2 separate regions of the Homo sapiens genome follow, and region 1 is linked to region 2. A link is an interaction called in ENCODE POLR2A ChIA-PET data of the cell type or tissue named here. Cell type or tissue: Panc1. All regions are shown on one strand. Links, peaks and the distances in the headings refer to the core of each region. The heading gives the core; the rest is flanking DNA.

The links. ChIA-PET counts read pairs that join two places held together with the same protein. Peaks named below come from ENCODE experiments on the same cell type or tissue, not always from the same donor. Only the 100,000 strongest peaks of a DNase experiment are listed, where the experiment ranks them.
Region 1: POLR2A ChIA-PET joins it to region 2 with 16 read pairs; 1 of 35 experiments calls an interaction of 5 or more read pairs at or near these places.

The regions. Positions count from the first base shown.
Region 1 is chr5:57,596,723-57,606,775 of GRCh38, forward strand. All of the region lies in intron 4 of LNCBRM (lncRNA SMARCA2 (BRM) associated), which reads left to right. The region is part of intron 1 of LOC124901182 (a long non-coding RNA gene); the gene reads right to left. Among named protein-coding and RNA genes, the nearest start is that of LNCBRM, 31 kb to the left of the region's middle. In Panc1, for the core only: no CTCF peak of the experiment used is centred there; no DNase peak of the experiment used is centred there; H3K27ac peaks cover 370 bases.
Region 2 is chr5:58,442,728-58,452,780 of GRCh38, forward strand. No RefSeq gene overlaps it. Among named protein-coding and RNA genes, the nearest start is that of PLK2, 12 kb to the right of the region's middle. RefSeq lists enhancers at 2,786-3,985, 7,509-7,678. In Panc1, for the core only: no CTCF peak of the experiment used is centred there; no DNase peak of the experiment used is centred there; H3K27ac peaks cover 1,957 bases.

The sequences.
Region 1 (10,053 bases), core at 4,028-8,027, 840 kb before region 2:
AACTAAACCTCCTGGGTAGCTAAGACTACAGGCATGAGCCACCATGCCTGGCTAATTTAAATTTCTTACACTAAACTCATAAAAGAAAATTCCCCTTGTGTCCTCATAGACAGGACACCTTTTGATAAAAGGCAACTTTGACAACATTCTTACCTCTCGTTATTGATAAATTAGCTGCTTTACTTGCCATATAGTTTCTGAGTAATTCTTGTCATTTCCTAGTCTCTATTAGGACCCCCACATCTGTGCCCACGGAGACTTGGTGTTGAGACTGGTTGGCCCTTGGTAATTTTTTCCAACTCTTTTGCTTCCCCATGAACCTACAATGCCTTTTATTTTTCCATGAACATCTACAGTTTCTTTTAGTGTTCCCTACTCCCTAGGCTGGGTGATTGTCTTAGATGACCTTTGCAGAATGTATTAATTCCCTATAGCTGCTATAACAAAGTAGAAAAACTCAGTAACTTAATCCGAATTTATTATCTTACAATTCTGGAGACCGGAAGTCCAAAATGGGTTTCCTTGTGCTAAACTCAAGGTGTATCAGGTAGGTCTTGGAGGCTCCAGGGGAGAATCTGGTTCCTTGCCCTTGCCAGTTTCTCAAGGCGGGCTGCATTCCTTGGCCTTCTTCCAGCAGTCAAATCACTTCGATAGACCTCTGCTCCATCATCATAACTCCTCTGACTCTGTCTTTCCTGCCTCCCTCTTTCACTTATAAGAAGCCTTTGATTACATTTGGCCCCAACTAGATAATCAAGGACAATCCTCCATCTTAACTCTCTTAATCACATTGGTAAAGTTTCTTTTGCCATGTGAGATGCCATATTCACAGATTCCTGGATTAGGATGTGGACATCTTGAGGTAGGGTGAGGATGAGCATTATTCTGCTTCCTACACACAAGAATTAAGAACTGGAGGAATGGGGCCGGGTGCGGTGGCTCACGCCTGCAATCCCAGCACTTTGGGAGGCCGAGACGGGCGGATCACGAGGTCAGGAGCTGGACACCATCCTGGCTAACATGGTGAAACCCCGTCTCTACTAAAAATACAAAAAAATGAGACAGGGGTGGTGGTGGGCGCCTGTAGTCCCAGCTACTCGGGAGGCTGAGGCAGGAGAATGGCGTGAACCCGGGAGGCGGAGCTTGCAGTGAGCCGAGATCGCGCCACTGCACGCCAGCCTGGGCGACAGAGTGAGACTCCGTCTCAAAACAAACAAACAAAAAACACAAGAGGAATGGAATGTGTGCCACACCATATCAGACAGGATCCAGGCAGAACTGGGCTGTGCCAGCTATTTCAGAAGAGGGAATTACATGTGGAGACCTTATTGCTCTGATGAGCTGTTTCAGGAGCTGAAGACAAGGGAAGGTGAGGAAACGCAGAGATTACCGCAGGGGAAGATGCGCCAGCAGGCTGGAGCTGACAGTGTGGAGCAGGCATTGCTTGGAGGAGCTGAGACCATTGTAGAGGTACTGCCATCACTGCAGATGCTACCTCTAGTGAGAAAAGTCAGGGAGAAACATCCCGACATCCTCCTCTTCCCCGCGGCCCCCGTCTACCAGTGCCTCCTATGTATTGGCTAGACTAAGCAGAAGCTAGCAGGCAAAGATGTATGAAAGCCGTAGGTGGCAGGCCCCTGTGATGTAACCCTAAGAGAGGACAGCCAGTCAACAGATCCGAGAGCAAATAAGCAAATGGGCTAGGGGGCAGACATCTGGTACCCTTTTCTTTCAGTCTGTCCGTAAGCACTGGCTGTCAATACAGTGAAGAATAAAAGGCTTCTGTGTGTATGTGCTGGGGACAAGAGTGGGGAAATGGGGGTAGAAGCAACTGATTTTCACTTTGGTAGGATTTTCTCAAGGAATAGGCTTGAAAAGATTTTCAGCCACTTGGAAAGGGCAGGTTTATTTTTATGAAACTGGATAGATGAATCCTTCTCTCTGCTCTTTCATGCTAATCCTCAATCCTCCTTGCCTCTGCTTCCTCTTCCGCTTTGTCTTCCCTTCCCTCCCTCTCCTTTTCCCTCACTCCCCTCTTTCTTTCCTCTCTCTTCTATTTCTCACTCCCCACTTCGTTTCCACCTTTCCTCTCCATGCTGTCTCTCTCTCCTCCTTCCTTCCCAATAGCTTCCCCCACTCCCTTGCCCTTTTCTTGCATTCATTTCTACAAACACTGCTTTTGTGAGTCAACAGGCACATTCTCATAAGCAGTGGTTGCCTGTGACTGGCTGCTTTTATGAATCAGCAGGCATATTCTCATAAGCAGTGGTTGCTGGTGACTGGCTGTTTCCTTCTTGCTCACTTTGCCTATCAGGTGATAGGCATTGATCCCTTGCAGTGTTCTCAAGACGAGGGGCCTCAGAATTATTTTGTTAGCACCTGTTTTTAATCTTCTGTCCTAAGAATCATTTTCGGGACCTCTCCTAGGACCCAAATCAATATGTGGTATTGAACCCACCTTAAGCTCAGTTATCTGGATTCCTCTGTACCATTGATTCCCTGACATTTCCCTGGACACTCCAGAGTGTCTTTTATTTTTGTTTTTTTTTGCAAGGCCAATTCTCTGGGGTCAATTGTGAGGCTCAAATATAAGGCTCTGCACAACCAAAGATCGTATCTCTGATTCTCAAATAAAAGAAGCATGCAGTATAAAATTGTGTGCCGAGACTGTAACCATTGTTCAACTATCATTGTCTACACGCTTCGGGTTTAGACTCTTCGCTGAGGAGAAATGAGGAAAATATTTTTCATGAAATATGAGCTTCTGATGGAAAGAAATTGAAGCTTTAAACGCGATTCGACTTACTCAGATTTTTTTGTTTGATAATTCATAGGTAAATTGGTCGATTCATTTTGGGACCTTAGGAATGGAGCACTGGATGAGTCATCCCCTCAGCACTAGTACTGCTATTGGTCTGAAGCCTCCAGGGAGAGGCAGCACAGCACAGACTCCCAATTAGATTTCCTGGGTTTCAGTCCTGGCCCAACCACGTTCTTGCTGTGTGACGTTGGGCATTACTTAATCACTTTGTGCCTCAGTTTCCTCAGCTGTAAAATAGGAATTATAATGGTATTTGCCTCCCAGAACTGTTGAGAGAATTAAATAAGCCAATGGAAAGTGCTTAAAACCATGCCAGGTACCACAAAAGAACTTCAAAGGTTTACTCATCTTTTTCTTTTATTCCCTCCTTCCTTCCTGATAGCCGCTTCCATAGGCATCTGTTTCTAATACGTTTGTGTTCTTTATTATGTATATGTTCTTCTAAAATATGTCTGTGTGTTTGGCTTGATTTAAATTATACATTTTGTTGTTTTTTTTTTTTCACCCAGTACTGAATTTTTGAGATGTATCGAGTTGGCTATATTTGCATCTAGTTCATTGCTTCCACCTGCCTCATAGCACCCTTATAGTGTATGTCTATTCTATTTACTTGGCCATTGACCTAGTGATGGTCACCTAAGTTGCCTCCAACTTCCTCCACAGACAATTCCATGACAAGTTCAAGAAGTGGGATCACTGGCCCACAGGGTATTCACAAACTTACCATGACTCTGCCAGGTCATTTTCCAGTATGATTGTAGCAGTTTATACTCTTACCAACAGAGGACAAGAGCTCCTGATTTAATGTAACTTCCCTATCACCAGACATTAAGTACTTGTTCTCATTTGATGGAACGTGGTATTTTTTAAAAAAATTAAAAGAGGAAATTGTATTAAATTTCAATTCTCTGATAGTTTGTGGGGTTGTACAGCTGTTCTTTTGTTTTTTCAGCTAACAGATTTCCTCTTCTGTGTATTATTCATGTACTGTGAGCTTCCACTTTCAGGTATGATTGAGTGCCTGCAGCTGACTAATGCTCCCACCAAGGGGTAAAGGGTTTAGAAAAGCCAGATTAAAAAAGAAATATGTTTAAAGGCATAATGCAACTTCTGAGGCAATCAGTACTTAAGGGGACAAAATCCCAGCAAAAGGGGAGATTTGTCAGTGTTCTGCAGCAGCTTTTATCCTTGGGGCATTTGGCAGTTCTAGGTGTGGGGCAAGAGGTTGACATCTGGGAACATGTTCTTGCCCAGAGCTGTTGCTAAGAGGGGGAATAACCAGCAGAGTCTAGTGGGGCTTGAAAGGCAAAACCTAGAGCCTTGAGGGGTCAGAATCCTTTGAGAAGGGAGGGGTGGAAAACTGAACCCAACATACTGCCAGCTTCCCCCTCAAGACATTTGTTGAATACTGGTGCTAAGTGGGCAGGAGGCTAAGAAAATTGCTAAAAAATTAGGGTGGAATTGTCACCAGACCTGCAGGCTGAGAAGACAAGGATTAGTGTTCTAGACACAAAGTGGGAGGGAGTGGGGGGAGGGAAAGAGAGAGATGTGATGGATACACACACCTTCGATGAGGCAGGTGGAAGTAATGAGCCAGATGCAAATATAGCCAACTCAGTACATTTGAAAAATAAGAAACAGAACAAAATTTATAACCTAAAATTAAGTGTTTGTGTAGGTTTTGAAGGCTGTTTTATCTTGTAGGAACATTGATTTTCTTATTTGCTGTTGCCTAGTTTAATAGTTCATGCTTGATATTTTGAAGGCCCAAAGTCAAACTGCATTATTGATTTTTGATGTTTTATCTACATTTATACATTGGATTATGAAACTGATGCTTTTTTTTGAGCTTTTGTTACTTATTTAACAAATGCTTATTTTTGATCAAGCATCAATAATATAGAGACTCCGTGTTGGAGGCAAGCTGATGTTTACCTTAAAAGTTTTTTGAAAATAAATTCAGAGGGCCGGGAGTGGTGGCTCACACCTGTAATCCAAGCACTTTGGGAGGCTGAGGCAGGTGGATCCCCTGAGATCAGGAGTTCGAGACCAGCCTGGCCAACATCCTGAAACCCCATGTCTACTAAAAATACAAAAATTCACCGGGCGTGGTGGTGCACACTTGTAATCCCAGCTACCTGGGAGGCTGAGGCAGGAGAATCTCTTGAACCCAGGAGGCAGAGGTTGTAGTGAGCCGAGATCGTGCCACTGTACTCCAGCCTGGGCAACAGAGCAAGACTCTGTCTCAAAAAAAAAAAAAATTCAGAATCACTTTGTTGTATATGCTAAATTATCAGCAATTATTATTTCCTTTGTGATATAAGTGTAATTTGAATACACTGAACTTTAATTTCTGCAGCCTAAGAAGTGAACTCAACTCTTACTCAAAGGACTTGGGATATAGTCAATCATGCTGGTGACAGAGCTGACAATGAGAATATCATCTCATGTTTGATGCCCGAATGAGTAATTTTAAATTGGCTCTCGGAGTAACCTATTCTAGAAGTCACATGAAATGCTTAAGTGTAAGATTGCTCCTTAGCTGTGTTCTGGATCCTGATGCTGTGTTTGTGAATTATGTGTAGCTACCAGGAGGAATATGAGGAGGAGGAGCAAAAGGAAAAGGAGGAGAAGGGAAAGAAAGAGGATGAGAAGAAGGAGGAAGAGGAGAAAATGGACTAGAAATGAAATTCTCTATCTTCATTTCAGCTTTTCTACTTTTGAAGTAGTATGAACCTCTCTGAGACAGCCCTTTTCATATCTGTCCCATGTCTCTGCTTCTCCTTTACTTTCTCGTAGCTTTAATATTTTCTAGGGATAATGAGGGGTTAAGAGAAACGTCACTGAAGCTCATAACTTTTTTAACATTTCTCAGAATAAAACTTCAGCTTACAGGCATGTAAATGTAACACAGTGCCTTAGCTATAATTTTCAAGGCTTTTAAAACCTTAATGGGACTGATAAAATCTGAAATAATTGTCATTTCAAAGCTGCAAAAAGATTTAGTCTTAAAAGAGGTAGAAACATGACTACTCTTTTGGGGTACATTTCTTTCTTTTTCAGAGAAAACTAACTAAATAGACCCTTTAGTTAAATACAAATACAAAAGCAAGTGTCCACTTGGGGAAAACTGAGAAGAAACTGGTAATCTGATTGCAAGTGTTGTAGGTGGTTTTGTAATAGAAATTATTTTGTATGAAGAATTAGGGGTTTTGTTTCTAAGGAGAAATGCTTCTTTTCTAAGCATGTTTTTAGATATTGCTTTGCGAGTATGTTGTTACTTGTTCCAATGAAAGGGTGCAGAGGCAAATATGTATCTTGTTTAAATGCTGAGAAGAGACCAAAAGCTGAGATGAAATAGGCAGCAGGAGGCATAGGCAAACCTATTCTGCACCACACACTGCAGGAGCCAGATACAAAGAAAAAGGACCAGACTAGGCAAAGCTCAACCTGGATTTCCTTGGAGTTGAATTTCTTCTGTGGCTGCTCCAGTGGAAATTCAGGTGCTCAGGTAGAAGCTACTAATGTGCAAGCTGTCAGTCCTTTCAAGGTAGAAGCTGCCAGTGCCTGGAGCTGGCACAGTGTCACGTCTACAATCCCCTATTGATCAAAACATGAAAGATCAGATTGGAAGGGGTGGAGGAATATTCTCTACTTCTCAAACTACAAAGACACTTTTTCCAAATGAGGTCACATTTGCAGGCTCTGGGCAGACTTATGTTTTTTTCTGAGGGGGTGGGTGGGTGGGTCACCATTCAAGCCACTACAGAACATAAATATAAATAATTGTCTGTTATTGATCTTTTGAAAATAGCTATTGAGGCTTCTCTGGTATGAATGCTGATTTGGGAGCACTTTTAACAAGTTATAAATTATTGAAACGTCAGGAAGTTGCATATATATATATACATATATATATATGAGTGTATGTGCTAGATTTAGGCAACATATTATGAAAGACTCCTAAATTCTTTGAATTTCATACTCCTTCTCTGTCTCTCTTTATCTTGAAAGCGAAGAAAAGTAGAAGAGCAATATAAAAGTAAAGACAGAAAGATTAAAAAAGAGGTAAAGAAGAAAGGAAGAGGAAAGGAAAAGGATGGTGAATTCATGTTTTACTTAGCTTACTAGTTTGTTGATAACTCATTACTGTTCAATTGTAGATTTCATTTTCATATTCGATCATCCTATTCTCTAATTATATTGTTTCTGCATCTTTCATCTCATCCAAGTAGACTGTAAACATGGTGAATGGAGAAACTAGGTGGTAGTACTCTTCTTAGTATCTAAACCACTTTTAGGTGTGGTTAGGGTTGAAATCTGAGGGCTGAGGCAGTGAAGGATAGAGGGATCCCAGCTCTCTAGATGCCTAGAATAAAGGCTTCCCTAAAGTACTCTGACCTAAGTGTAATACACCCTCCATTCAATACAAGCCACCTTCTATTCTGTAACTGATGTGAAATTATTAGCTACAGGTTTTGCTAATCATCCCCACAAGGATTTCATGCTTATTCCAAATCATCAATTCAATCATTATAGAACTTATCTAGAAACTTTCTGATTTCCTTGACTGTGAAACCATTTATACTATTTAACAAATACTATTACTTATATAAATGTGATTATACTATTATATACTACATATTATCATTATTATTCTATATATAAATACTATTTACTGCTTAACAAACCAGTATAAATGGTTTCACAGTCAAGGTATGTTTTGCCTTTTAAAAACTTGTCGTGGCATTCATTGCACAAACATTTATAATACTGCTGCTGTGTGCCAGACTCTGCCCCAGGTACTGAAGCTTCAGAGAGGGATTAAGACATGCCTTGCACTCAGGAAACATGCAGGCACCTAAGTAGACAAGCATGGTGAGTATGATAATGTTAGGGAGAAGCAAAGAGTATAAAGTGCCCACAGACTTCTTTAGTGTTAAGGGATTTAGAAAAGACTCCCTGGAGTAGATAATGTCTAGGTTGAATTTTGGAGAATGAACATGACATATTCGGCTGGGCGCGGTGGCTCATGCCTGTAATCCCAGCACTTTGGGAGGCTGAGGCAGGTGGATCACGAGGTCAGGAGATCGAGACCATCCTGGCTAACATGGTGAAACAAAGTCTCTACTAAAAATACAAAAAATTAGCCAGGCATGGTGGCAGGTGACTGTAGTCCCAGCTACTTGGGAGGCTGAGGCAGGAGAATGGCGTGAACCCAGGAGGTGGAGCTGGCAGTGTGCCGAGATAGTGCCACTGCACTCCAGCCTGGGCGACAGAGCGAGACTCCGTCTCAAAAAAAAAAAAAAAAAGAAAAAGAAAATGACATATTCAAGTCAGAAGTGGGGAAGTGAGCCGAGGGCATTCTAGGCAGAGAGAATAGCAAGAACAAAGGCATGGAGGCAAAGCCCCAAGCTTGGAGTGTGCAGGAAATAAAGCATACCTTTTCTTTATTTGGGGCAGAGAATGAAAGAAAATGGTGAGGTGTAAAGTGGATAAGGTCCACTGAGGCCAGAGGAGGGAGTCTTTTTCTGCCTTATGGAAGACCTTTGACTCTATGCTAAAGACCGTGGGGAACCACTGAAAAGGGTGAGTGGGAGCAAACGTGACCAACTTTGCATTTTAGAAGAGTCTCTCTAACTAGATGGTTTTGAGGCTAACAAACCAGAGACAAGAAGGGAAACATGAAGCCATGTGTGGCTGGACCAAGCCGGTAGTGGCAGAGTTGGAGGGGAGAGAATTCACAATACACTTAGAAAGTAAAGTTGGCCCATCTGGGGATGGTGGTTCTACAGGGGTCTGAGGGAGAAAGGGGTCACACATGATCATCAAAGAGAAGCTAAGATGTAGGAGAGAGAATTACTGAGGGAGCAAATTCCAAAGTAGACTGGATGAGCTGACTCAGGACCAAGGCAAGGAGGTTTGCCTTGCACCAAGAGTCAGTACAGCCTTCAGGAGCTAGCCTTTCCCTTTCTCTGTCCTGGGCTTTGGTCTTTAGATATTAGGTGGGCTCTGACCTCTAACTCTGCTTGCCCACAGAAGCCCACAAATTCTCTACTCTTGGTAAACTCTGATCTGCTTTCTTATAACCACATTTTAGTTGTTCTGTTTGACTTCAGAGTACAGAAGGGGGAGATGTGAGTCAAAGTTTCTAGGGGGTTTTAATGTTAGTTCTCTATGATTCTGGCTTCTTGGAGGGAGACCTGGTCAGGGCAGGATGAGGAGGAATTGGCAGAAGATGGGGGAACCTCTTGCCTATAGTCTTGTAGCTATGTGGAGCCAGAGAGCAGGTAACAAATTATGTCACTGAGCACGTGCTGAGTGATGTATGGGAGAAGTAGGTCTAAATAGTCATCAGAGCAAACTGGGCCTGAAGTGGGTATGGGGACTTGTGGTGCTGGGTCTGGGGCTCAGAAAACTAGGGAAGACATGGACCCCTAGCCCAGAATAGGTATGTTGAAGTGGGCAAATATAGGATGCCATAGGCCGGTGGAAGGCTTTGCTATGTCCCTGCAATGTAATGCGTAGATAGCGAAGATGTTTTGCTAGGTCTAAGATAGCAAGAACACATAGGAAACTTTCACGAATTCGGAATTTTCCAGGGATAGTGTGAATGGCCAGTGAGTGTGTCATCACTGGAATTCTTCAGCACAGTCTGGATGATCTTCTACTGGGGGTTATTGAAGAGGGCTCCAGGCAACAAGGAGGATGGTGAGACTAGGTGACATTTGAGTCTTCACCACTCAGAGGTGCTCTTATTCTGTGATGCTCTAGGCATAGCTCAGGGTGTGGCCCTAGCAGGATCCCTGACTGCTGTTTGACTCAAATTAGGGTTGTCACATGAGACTGGCAATAGAGATGTGGACTTGGTTTTTTCTTATAATTTGGTAGAAGGAATTACATTGACTGAACTAAACTTAAGCTCCCTTTAATCGATATTAGTCTAAGAGGGAAATAAAATGTTTTAGGTTTGGAGTTACACATTCTGAAAGGGCTCTTTTAACATTTTCTAGAAATAAAGATTTTTCAGCCCTTCTGCTGTGGAGGAATTTCTTGAACAGCATTTACCAGAAGTGCAGATTGTAGTAAATGCCTATGTTTAAGGAATATTAGTGGGCTTTATTGCAATTTCATAAAGTTAATGAGTTCATTGTATAGGTAGTTAGAGGATTTAAGTTTTTCAAAATGTCTCTGAGCTCCTGGGAAATTGCTCAGCTAACTTATTGGTTGCA
Region 2 (10,053 bases), core at 2,058-6,057:
AAATGCCTTTTGCAAACCAAAGTGGACATGGACAAAAATTTATTTTAAAACATTTCAGTTCTGCCATTATAAGAAAATAGAAATTTGCAAAAGGCAACTGGAAACCACTCTTTATGATCTGGAGATGGAATATCTACATTGCAAAGTTACCTTAGCTACCTGGCCATCCAGTTGATCTCTGCACCATAAATTTCTCCCTCTAGAAGGGAGATTTTCTTGCTGAGTGAGGTTGTGGATAAAACATGTAACAGCTCTGGAACCACAATGCAATGGTTTGAATACATCCCCCAAATTTCATGGTTGGAAACCTAAAATTCATATGTTAATTAGAGGTGGGGACTTTGGGAGGTAATTAGGATTAGATAAGGTCATCAGGATGGGACCCCATGATGAAACTGATTGCTTTAAAGAAGAGGAAGAGAGACCTGAGCTTATATACATGCTCTTGCTCTCTCACCATGTGATGCCTTCCGCATCTTATGACACAGAATGAAGATTCTCACCAGATGCTAGCTCCATGCTCTTGGACTCCCCAGCCTCCAGAACTGTAAGAAATAACTTCCTTTTCTTTAAAAATTACCCAGTCTGTAATATCCCAATATAGAAATGCAAAACAGACTAAGATATATGATGTCAAAGTTGGTGCTAAATTTCCTGTTTACCTAATTATTGTCCTACTACAAGAAAGATCTGAACTTACATTCCAATCTATCTGACAGGTTCAGGATCTTTTTAAATTAAATGTATCTTATAAAGGACAATTACTTACATATATCGACAAACTATGTTCCAGGGAATATTCTTTGTGATCTTAAAAGGCACTCTAAAGCAAAATAATGTGTCAGTGTGTATAAGTTTGGAAAAACTTTTGCACTCTATTTCTCTCTTGGAGATTCATAACGCAAATTTAGGATATGGAAGTTCTAGAAAAATCTTGACTTAAAGAAATCTGTTCATTTTATTGAAGCCACCAATTCCCAAAAGAATTTGCCAGTTAATATGTTTTTCAGGAAACATTTTATAATATCAAAGATATTTGGAATTCCTGAAAATACAGTTGGGGAAATTTTTTAAAGATAGTTGAGAAGGGACAATAATAAGAAAAGGCAACATAAAAGGAGTCAAAATGTAGGAAATGTTTATATGACTTACCTTTGATTTTGTCAGTCATAAGAGAGTAAACTGGCTGGGTGTGGTGGCTCATGCCTGTAATCCCAGCACTTTGGGAGGCTGAGGCGGTTGGATCACCTGAGGTCAGGAGTTCCACGCCAGCCTAGCCAACATGGCGAAACCCTGTCTCTACTAAAAATACAAAATTTAGCTGGTTGTGGTGACATGCATCTGTAATCCCAGACACTCAGGAGGCTGAGGCACAAGAATTGCCTGGACTCAGGAGACAGAGGCTACAGTGAGCCAAGATCGTGCCACTGCACTCCAGTCTGGGTGACAGAGCGCGACTCCATCTTGAAAAAAAAAAAAGGAAAAAAGAGTAAATTGCTCTCTCTTTGGGATATTCCTCAATTTGATTCCCCCAGGAGCATGATGAAGGAAACAATTAATAATTGAAAAATTCTAATGATAAATTAAGTATAAGATATTCTCTTTATTGAATGACAACAGTATAATATGACATAAATATCAATAACTACTGACATCAATATAAAACAAAGAGGTAATATGAATAGAGAAATAATAAAGATATAATATTAAAATAATTAGAGAGGGGAGGAAGCTTACTTTCTAATTTCTCCTCTTGCTATATTTTCGAATAAGAAATGGTTTTTGTTGTAGGTCAAAATGGTCAAATACTCTCAATATTATATTGTTCTATCTAATGAATTCTAAGACACTTTTTATTATTATATTTGTTTTATAATATAAAAAATAGGATCAGTGTCATGTTCATGATTGTTCAGCAAGCAATTGACCCAGTTGCTTCAATCTTGACATATCTAATTGAAATTCCAAATGTTTTCTGCTATATGGTTTTAACTTGAGCAATTGTAGGATGATTGACTTAAAATAAGCATATGTGTGTGTACCTCTGAAGGAGAAAAAATCTGAGAGAAATATATCAGATTCTACAAAACTCAACTGTTATTCTGTTTCTTTAATATCTAGGTAGAAAGTTGTATTTGGAGGAAGATTTAATTGCTTCAACTCAGAGTATATTATTTATTTAAAACCAAAAAGCCTAGTGCTTCTCTTGTGCCTATTGTCAGTCACTGGCCCTTCCCTATGACTAATCTATATTGAGGATATTTGGAGTTTAATCCTGAGTCACTCTGTAGCAAAACTGCCAGGTATACCTACAGGATAGTGAATAGAAACATGAAAGGTTTGCCTCATTAAAGAATTCATGAGGTTAAATCCATATGTAGCAGGTGCAACTTGCTGCTATAGCTGCCCTTTTGCCACCCATATATGTTGCTTTGCCTCAGATGATTATCTTATTCTCTCTCCCCATGTGGTAAAAAGAATGAAGAGATTAGCCACATAAGCTCACATAGTCCAGGTATTTCAGAATCAGTAAAGTGAGTCTATTCACAAGCCTAACAAAGGAAATGAGGATAGATTATGGCAACTGCTAATGAAATTTATATTTCAACCAACAATACAATTAAGTGAGGGATGATCTCTTGTTCCTAGTTGACTAAACTGCAAAATTCACCTTTATCCTAAATTTCATTATGAATTTAAGAGAATGATATGAGTTGAATTTAATAACCTTATGTCGATCAGGTGAAAATTCAGGAAGAAAAGAAGCCGTCTACATCGCGGTGGATGCCTTGGCTTATGAAAACTTTGGTAGGTCTTTATTTGTCAGACTTATTCTTCCATTTCTTTTCAGTGCTACCGAAACAGGAAAAGTTCCCTCGTCACCCTTGCAGGGTGTGCGGTGGGGGTGTGTCCTGCTTCTTTGGTCAAATCTCTAGGGGGAACATGCAGACAGGCTCTGGGGCTCTGAACTCACAGCAGCATCTAGGGGTGAATGTTTACAGCACCGGAAGCTCCCGCAGGCATGTGTTACCATGTGCTCTTTTAGTTTTGCCATCTGTAGGTGGCTTGTGTTTAGCAGCTCAATCAGACCCCCTGACTTATGGCAATGTGTCCGGAATTTATTCCTTCCAGTGGGTTCTTGGTCTCGCTGACTTCAAGAATGAAGCTGTGGACCTTCACGGTGAGTGTTACAGCTCTTAAAGATGGTGTGTCCGGAGTTTGTTCCTTCAGATGTGTTCAGAGTTTCTTCCTCCAGCTGGATTTGTGGATTTGCTGATCTCAGGAATGAAGCCGCAGATCCTCGCCATGAGTGTTACAGCTCATAAAGGTAGTGCAGACCTAAAGACTGAGCAGCAGCAAGATTTACTGTGAAGAGGGAAAGAACAAAGCTTCCACAGCGTGGAATGGGACGCGAGCAGGTTGCCGCTGCTGGCTCAGGTGGCCAACTTTTATGCCTTTATTTGGCCCCGCCCACTTCCTGCTGATTGGTCCATTTTACAGAGGGCTGATTGGTGCGTTTTTACAGAGCACTGATTGGTGCATTTACAATCATTTAGCTAGACACAGAGCGCTGATTGGTGCGTTTTTACAGAGTGCTGACTGGTGCATTTACAATACTTTAGCTAGACTCAGAGCTCTGATTGGTGCATTTACAATCCTCTAGCTACACAGGAAAGTTCTCCAAGTCCCCACCCGACCCAGGAAGTCCAGCTGGCTTCACCTCTCAGCAAGGACAGAGGGCTTTCTGTATCCTGGGGTTTCTTGCCTTGGTGTACCAAAAGAGTCAAATCACACATGGGCTTGGAGAAAGAGTGCAAGGGTTGAGTGGAAGTAGCTCTCAGCAGATGGGGGAGCCAGAAGGGAGATGGAGTAGGAAGGTGGTCATCCCCTGGAGTCGGGCCATTCAGTGGCCCTCCTCTGACCACCCGGCCAAACTCCTCATCGTTCTGCGGATGGATGGCCTGCAAGCCTCTGCTGGTGCCTGTTGATGTGATCTTCCGGGTGCGTTCCTCTCAATATCCAGCTGCTTGTGTCTTCTTCCGCCCGTGTGTTTCTCTCCACATCCAGGTGCTTGTGTGTGTACCCTCTAGGGTCTCGGGGTTTTTATAGGCACAGGATAGGGGTGTGGTGGGCTAGGGTGGTCTTGAGAAATGTGACATTTGGGCAGGAAAACAGAAATGTCTGTCCTCTCCTCAGTCCGTGGGCACAGGCCTAGATATGGAGCCCTAGCCAAAAGAGTCAAATCACACATGGGCCAGGGACCTGCCTTTCTCTATCCAGTACTTCCGTGCCCCAAGCCCGATTTAGTACCTGACCTTTAACTCCACTTAAACCAATAATGCTTAAAAATGGCAGAAGGTAGCTTTGGATGAAGCCCACACTTTCCCTAAAATCACCCAAAGTACACTTTCTGGAATTAAAATCAGCGTTTGTAAACAACTTGGAAATAGACAGGCCCCCTGAAAGTTTCACCTGACTCTGCACTAGGCTCACATTCAAACGTCTGAGGCACCAGCTGAGTGAATCAGGCAAGCAAGGTCCATGGAGAGGGCTGTCTCTTCTCTGGGGGCAGGCACTTCTCAGCTCCAGCTGATTGTTGATATGTAGAAATGTCTGATCATATTGTCTGATCATGAAGTTTTGCAAAGGAAGTCAGAAGTTTTAATTTTCATCTGAATGCTCCCAATGACTAACTGATGACAATTGCTGGAAAATATTTTAAAACCCACTCTAAAACTCGCTGTACTTCAAGCAGATGTCTATTCTCTGGCAATATACAATCTCAGCTCTAAAGGTTTGCCTTATTCTCTACATGGATTCCATCTTTGCCTTTCATTTCTACTCATGTCATGTTCTCAAAAGAATATTACTGGAATAAAATTACATGCTTGTATCAGAAAATTGTATTGACATTCATCTACAAACACAAATTCCCAGGAAAACAGATTGCAAATGAGGTTTTGTGGTTTTGGTTTTTTTTTTTTTTGAGATTGACTTTTATGCTCAGAAGTGGATTTGGTTTTAAAAATCTGACATTCAGTATACTTAAACATCTAGTTCTTCTTTGCATTTTTAAGTTTAATTTTAAAAATTTACATTCTGTTTTTATATCTCAACAAAAGACTTTAAGAGGACTGTATTATAGGATCCCAGTTAAAACTTAATAACTTTCCCTTTACTATTTTATATTGCATTTATAATATACTTGACTTCCTTTTTAAATACTGTTTTGCAATTGTCTGCTATAACAAGTATTCTTAAGTATATAAACATTCTTATAAATTGAGTAAATTAAGCTTAAAAGATGATAAATTTATCATATATTATAATACCAAATTTAAATGTCACAAGCCTTCAGCTTAAATTTCTAAGGCAATATCAGTTACTTAAATTTCAGTTTTTAATTGGGATTATAATACTAATACATTACTATATGTGAAGTATTAACACACAGTTTCAATGTTAGGGTTAAATATAGAGATTCTTTCTGTAACAACAATTATCAATTCAATCATTCAGATTATCTTAAATACTTAACTAAGTCTTCTTAAGATGAAATGGTACTTCGCTAAAGAAGCTATTATGCTATCTAAATTAAACTTTTTGTTTGTAACCTAGGCTGGCTGAGATTTTATATACACAACCACAGCTGTAGACCGGGATATTTACTGCAGTGCCGTCTGAGATGTTAAAAGAATATACCAAGCCCTATTAATTATTCAGAATATAGGAGTGATGTCCTTCTTCTCAGAGCACATATAGTTCACATCCCCAGGCTTAAATTATTATTATTGCTATGTTGGAGCTGGTTTTAAAAGTTTCGTGAGGAGTGATTGTTAAAATTTCAGGAATTGTGCAAGCCAGTTGTTAACACAACCATTATGTAATTATAGAAACTTACAATTAAATAAATTATGTTAAAAACAAAGGCAATAAATACTCTAAACTCATCACTAATTGTTTCCTTACATTTTATTATTATCTATTTCTTGAGGTTATTTATGTCTGTTACATCCATATGCTGGAAATACTTTATAATGATGTACTGCTGTGCATCTCTTTCCAACTCCACATTCAGCGACATCACTCTGGTAGTGAGAAGTCCATCATGGTAAAAGAAATTATACCACAGAAATTGGCAAATGAAACAAATCAAGGTTCTGGCCACCTCTGAAAAAGCTGACTGCTAAACATTTATTAGTATATCAGTAGTTATGTTATTATCTAATTCTTTGTCTGCACTCCCCTCCAGAATACCCTATCACGTTTGGATTTTGCATTTCTTTATCTCTTGAAATATTTAAAGATCTTCTATGTAGCTCCAAAGTTCTTCAAAATTCATATAGTTCTGTACTTATCATATTTTTTCTATTTAGTAGGATCACATAAATCACATAATAAATTTATGTCTCATTGAAACTCTTTTGACATGTCTATATGATCATAAGTTTAAAGGTCATCCTGCTGCCACTGATTTCAAAGGGGTATAAAAGAAAGACAATTTTAGTTATTTCACTGAGGCCTGTTGCTTATTTATTGTCTGTTTGTTTATAGAAACAGGGTCTTGCCCTATCGCTCAGGTTGTAGTGCAGTGGTGTGATCATGGCTCACTGCAGCCTTAACCTCCTGAGCACAAACAATCCTCCCACCTCAGACTCTCAAGTAGCTGGGACTATAGGCATGGACCACCATGTCCAGCTAATTCTTAAATTTTATGTAGAGATGGGATCTCACTGTGTTGCCCAAGCTGGTCTTGAACTCCTGGTCTCAAGTGATCCTCCTGCCTCCCAAAGTGCTGAGATTACAAGCATGAGCCACCGCCCCTGGCCTAGGTCTGTTGTCTGATTTCTTACAGTACTAATTTTTTTATAGGCTTGGAACAGAGAATGTGTTCCAACTTGCATGGCTGGGCTAAAATATCTAATCATTTAGTATTTCATAGCAGAGATAGATCAGGAGTTTGTTAATTTAACTCAACTTAGAAGTGAAGTTTTTGTACTGCAATCATTAAAATCAATTTTGTTTTACATATAAACATATTATCAGGCTAATCCTAGAGCAAAATCTATTTATTCTATTCAGTTGAATTCCAGACATTGATGAACCATGATATTATTTTCTAACACTGCATATGGAAATTTACCGTTTTAATTTGAGTTCACTAATATAATTAAATTGTGGCAATTCAAACAAAGAGATGCCTTCCATTAGTAAAGTTAATAAGACATAACGAAGGGCTAGAACAAAGCATGAATCTAAACATATAGACCAGAGTCTCTCCCAAGTCAGGAAAAACAAAGTGGAATCTACAGGTTTCTTTTTATACAACAGTTTGTTACAAGGTTTAGAAATATACTGATTCTCTCATGCATTGAATAGCCATAAAATACCAACACTGGTTTTTCTGTGTACCTTATGGAGATGCAGCTATGCATTTTTAGTCACACCTATTTTCAGTAGATTAAAATCTCTACAAGGCAAAAATGGTCTGAAGATGTTACGAATCACAGAGGCCTAAAGCAGGAATGACTCCATTCTTCATGCCCACCCACGCAATTTTGTTCCTTCTCCAACCTTCTACTGCCTATCATCTTGCTGCCTAGCTAACTATAGCTCTTAGCAATTATGTCACTTTGGTATTTAAGAGAAGGAGAAGGTAGAAATGGTAGAAAATTCGTGGAAGAGAAAAACTAAGAAAGAAAGGTAGGCAGTTAATATGCTGGTTAAGGCTCAGATTCATTCTCTGCCCTTCTTCTGCTTTATTTTGCAATATTACAATGACCCTAACAACTGTATTTCCAAGGCTATTTTTTTCGACTGCCTTTCAGCTCATTTGGTCAATGGGAGATTGGAGGCCAAGAGGAAGAAAGAATTCAAAATATTTTGTCCCCCTTTTTTCTCACCCAAAAAGGCACAGGGGTCATCTCAAGCAGTGATGACATTTGTCCCATGATCTCAAAATCCTGGTAAGCAGTGACCATCATGATTCTAGTTTCTGCCAGAAGACTCAGTTCTGGGCTCTGGTAACATGACGTTTTCTCTGGGTCTCTCTAGCCATTGGGAGAGTAGTGCCTTCCTGCTGCAGTGAATCTCTGGGTTGCCTCACCACCGAGTTCTTCCATCATCTGTATAACCAACAATCTCCATTAGATTCCTTCTCTCTGAAAGTCCCAAAATGATCCCAACTGGATCACGACTTACACAGAACTGAAGACTCGATCACAACTTACACAGAACTGAAAGTGGGAGAAACAAGAATGAGACAGTTTTTTTTTTTCTAGATAATTACGGTCCCTGCCATTACAGATGTGGAAAGAGGCAGAAAAAAAAACAGAACAAGAACAGGAAGAAATACTTATTGAGTACCTTTGTTGTGCAAGTGTTTTATTATCGTTTTATCTTCACAGATGAGAAAACAGAAGCTTAGAGAGATTAGGTATTTACTAATGATCGCATTATTAACATGTGGTTGCACAGAAATTTGGACTCAAGATTTGACTCCAAAGCTTTTCCACTGGAGTATGATTTCCCTAGCTGACATGAGATTACATTCAGAAATAGTTCTTGAAGGCTTGATGGGACTAAGAGATAAAAGTCGTAAATGTTAAATAACCTAAGATCAAGTTCACTGTCATGGCCACACCAAGTTTAGTTGAGGGTATCTGTTATTTTATTTTTTAAGAAACAGGGTCTCCCTCTGTCACCCAGACTAGAGTGCAGTGGCATGGTCATAGCTTATTGCAACCTCAAACATCTGGGCTCAAGCGACACTCCTGCCTCAGCCTCCCCCATAGCCGAGACATGCAACAAAACTATTAAATCTTTAGAATTTGTGAGGGCTAATGGAGAAACGTTCCTGGGGATCAAAGGTGTTCATTAAAGAAATCTATTATTTTACAGTTGTTTTTTGTGGAATTCAGGGTACCCTTATTTGGAAGGGTAATTTATTTGGGAATTTTTTATTCTCCTTCTCCCATGGCAAAGATTTATCAACACTGTTATGTTTTATGGAGATGTCCTCTGTACTCCTCCCCCAGAAATGCAGTTGGGTAGAAGGGGTGACAGAAATCCATCCTTATGTGTTCTCATCCACTCCCATGATGTTTTCCAAAACTTAGTTACTTCCAAATGTTGCTTTCTCTTGAGATGTAGACCTGCATATCCACTGTTTACTGGACCTATGTGGGCATCCTCATACAAATCTGATTAGATATGTCTAAAACTCACTATATTTTTCCATCAAGCTCTTCCTTCCATATTCCTAATTTACTATAGTTAATGGCCCAAGAATGCAACCCGTCCCCCACTGACTGCCTCAGCCAATCCTTCTGCACCTCATCTACTTTCTTAGGCACCACATTCAACCGGGCTCTAGATCCTGTTAAAATCAACTTTCTAAGTTCCTCCAAAATCAATCTTCATTTACTCATTCGATAGTTGACTGTCCAGTACCAGATCTGGTGCTCAGTACTGGGAACGTTGAAATGAATCAGGAGGGCCAAATGAGGTACTGCCTAGCTCTTCTTTTGCTCCTTTTCATTGTCTCAGGTCCCTTCTCACCTGAGTCACAGCATTAATTTCTTTACTGTTTGGGCCGTTTCCATCTTGTTCCCCACCCCGTCTCCTCTTCTCCCAGAATAAATTTTAGGAATCTGAAGTACTATGTCACTTTCCTCCTTGAAATTTCTCAGTAGTTTGGCATAGCCTTCAAAATGCAGCCTAAAAGCCATGGGTTGCACCATTCATGTCTTCCAGCCTTTTCCTATAATACTTCAGATTGCACACCCACTTCTGTGAACTCTTTCATCCCCCGGGCTTCTATACGTGCTATTCCCACTGCTTATAACACTCTTCCCTATCGCATATTTCTATTTAACCCCCACTCATCTTTCAAACACAGTAAAAACAAATTTCTTTTCTGGAATCTATTCACTGAGCCCAGCCCATGCCTGGGGCTTCTTCCTCATGATTCCTGCTGAGTTCCCACAACACCCAGTACATACCTTTATCGTAAAATCACACCACTTGTCACACTAATAGGTAAATGCACTG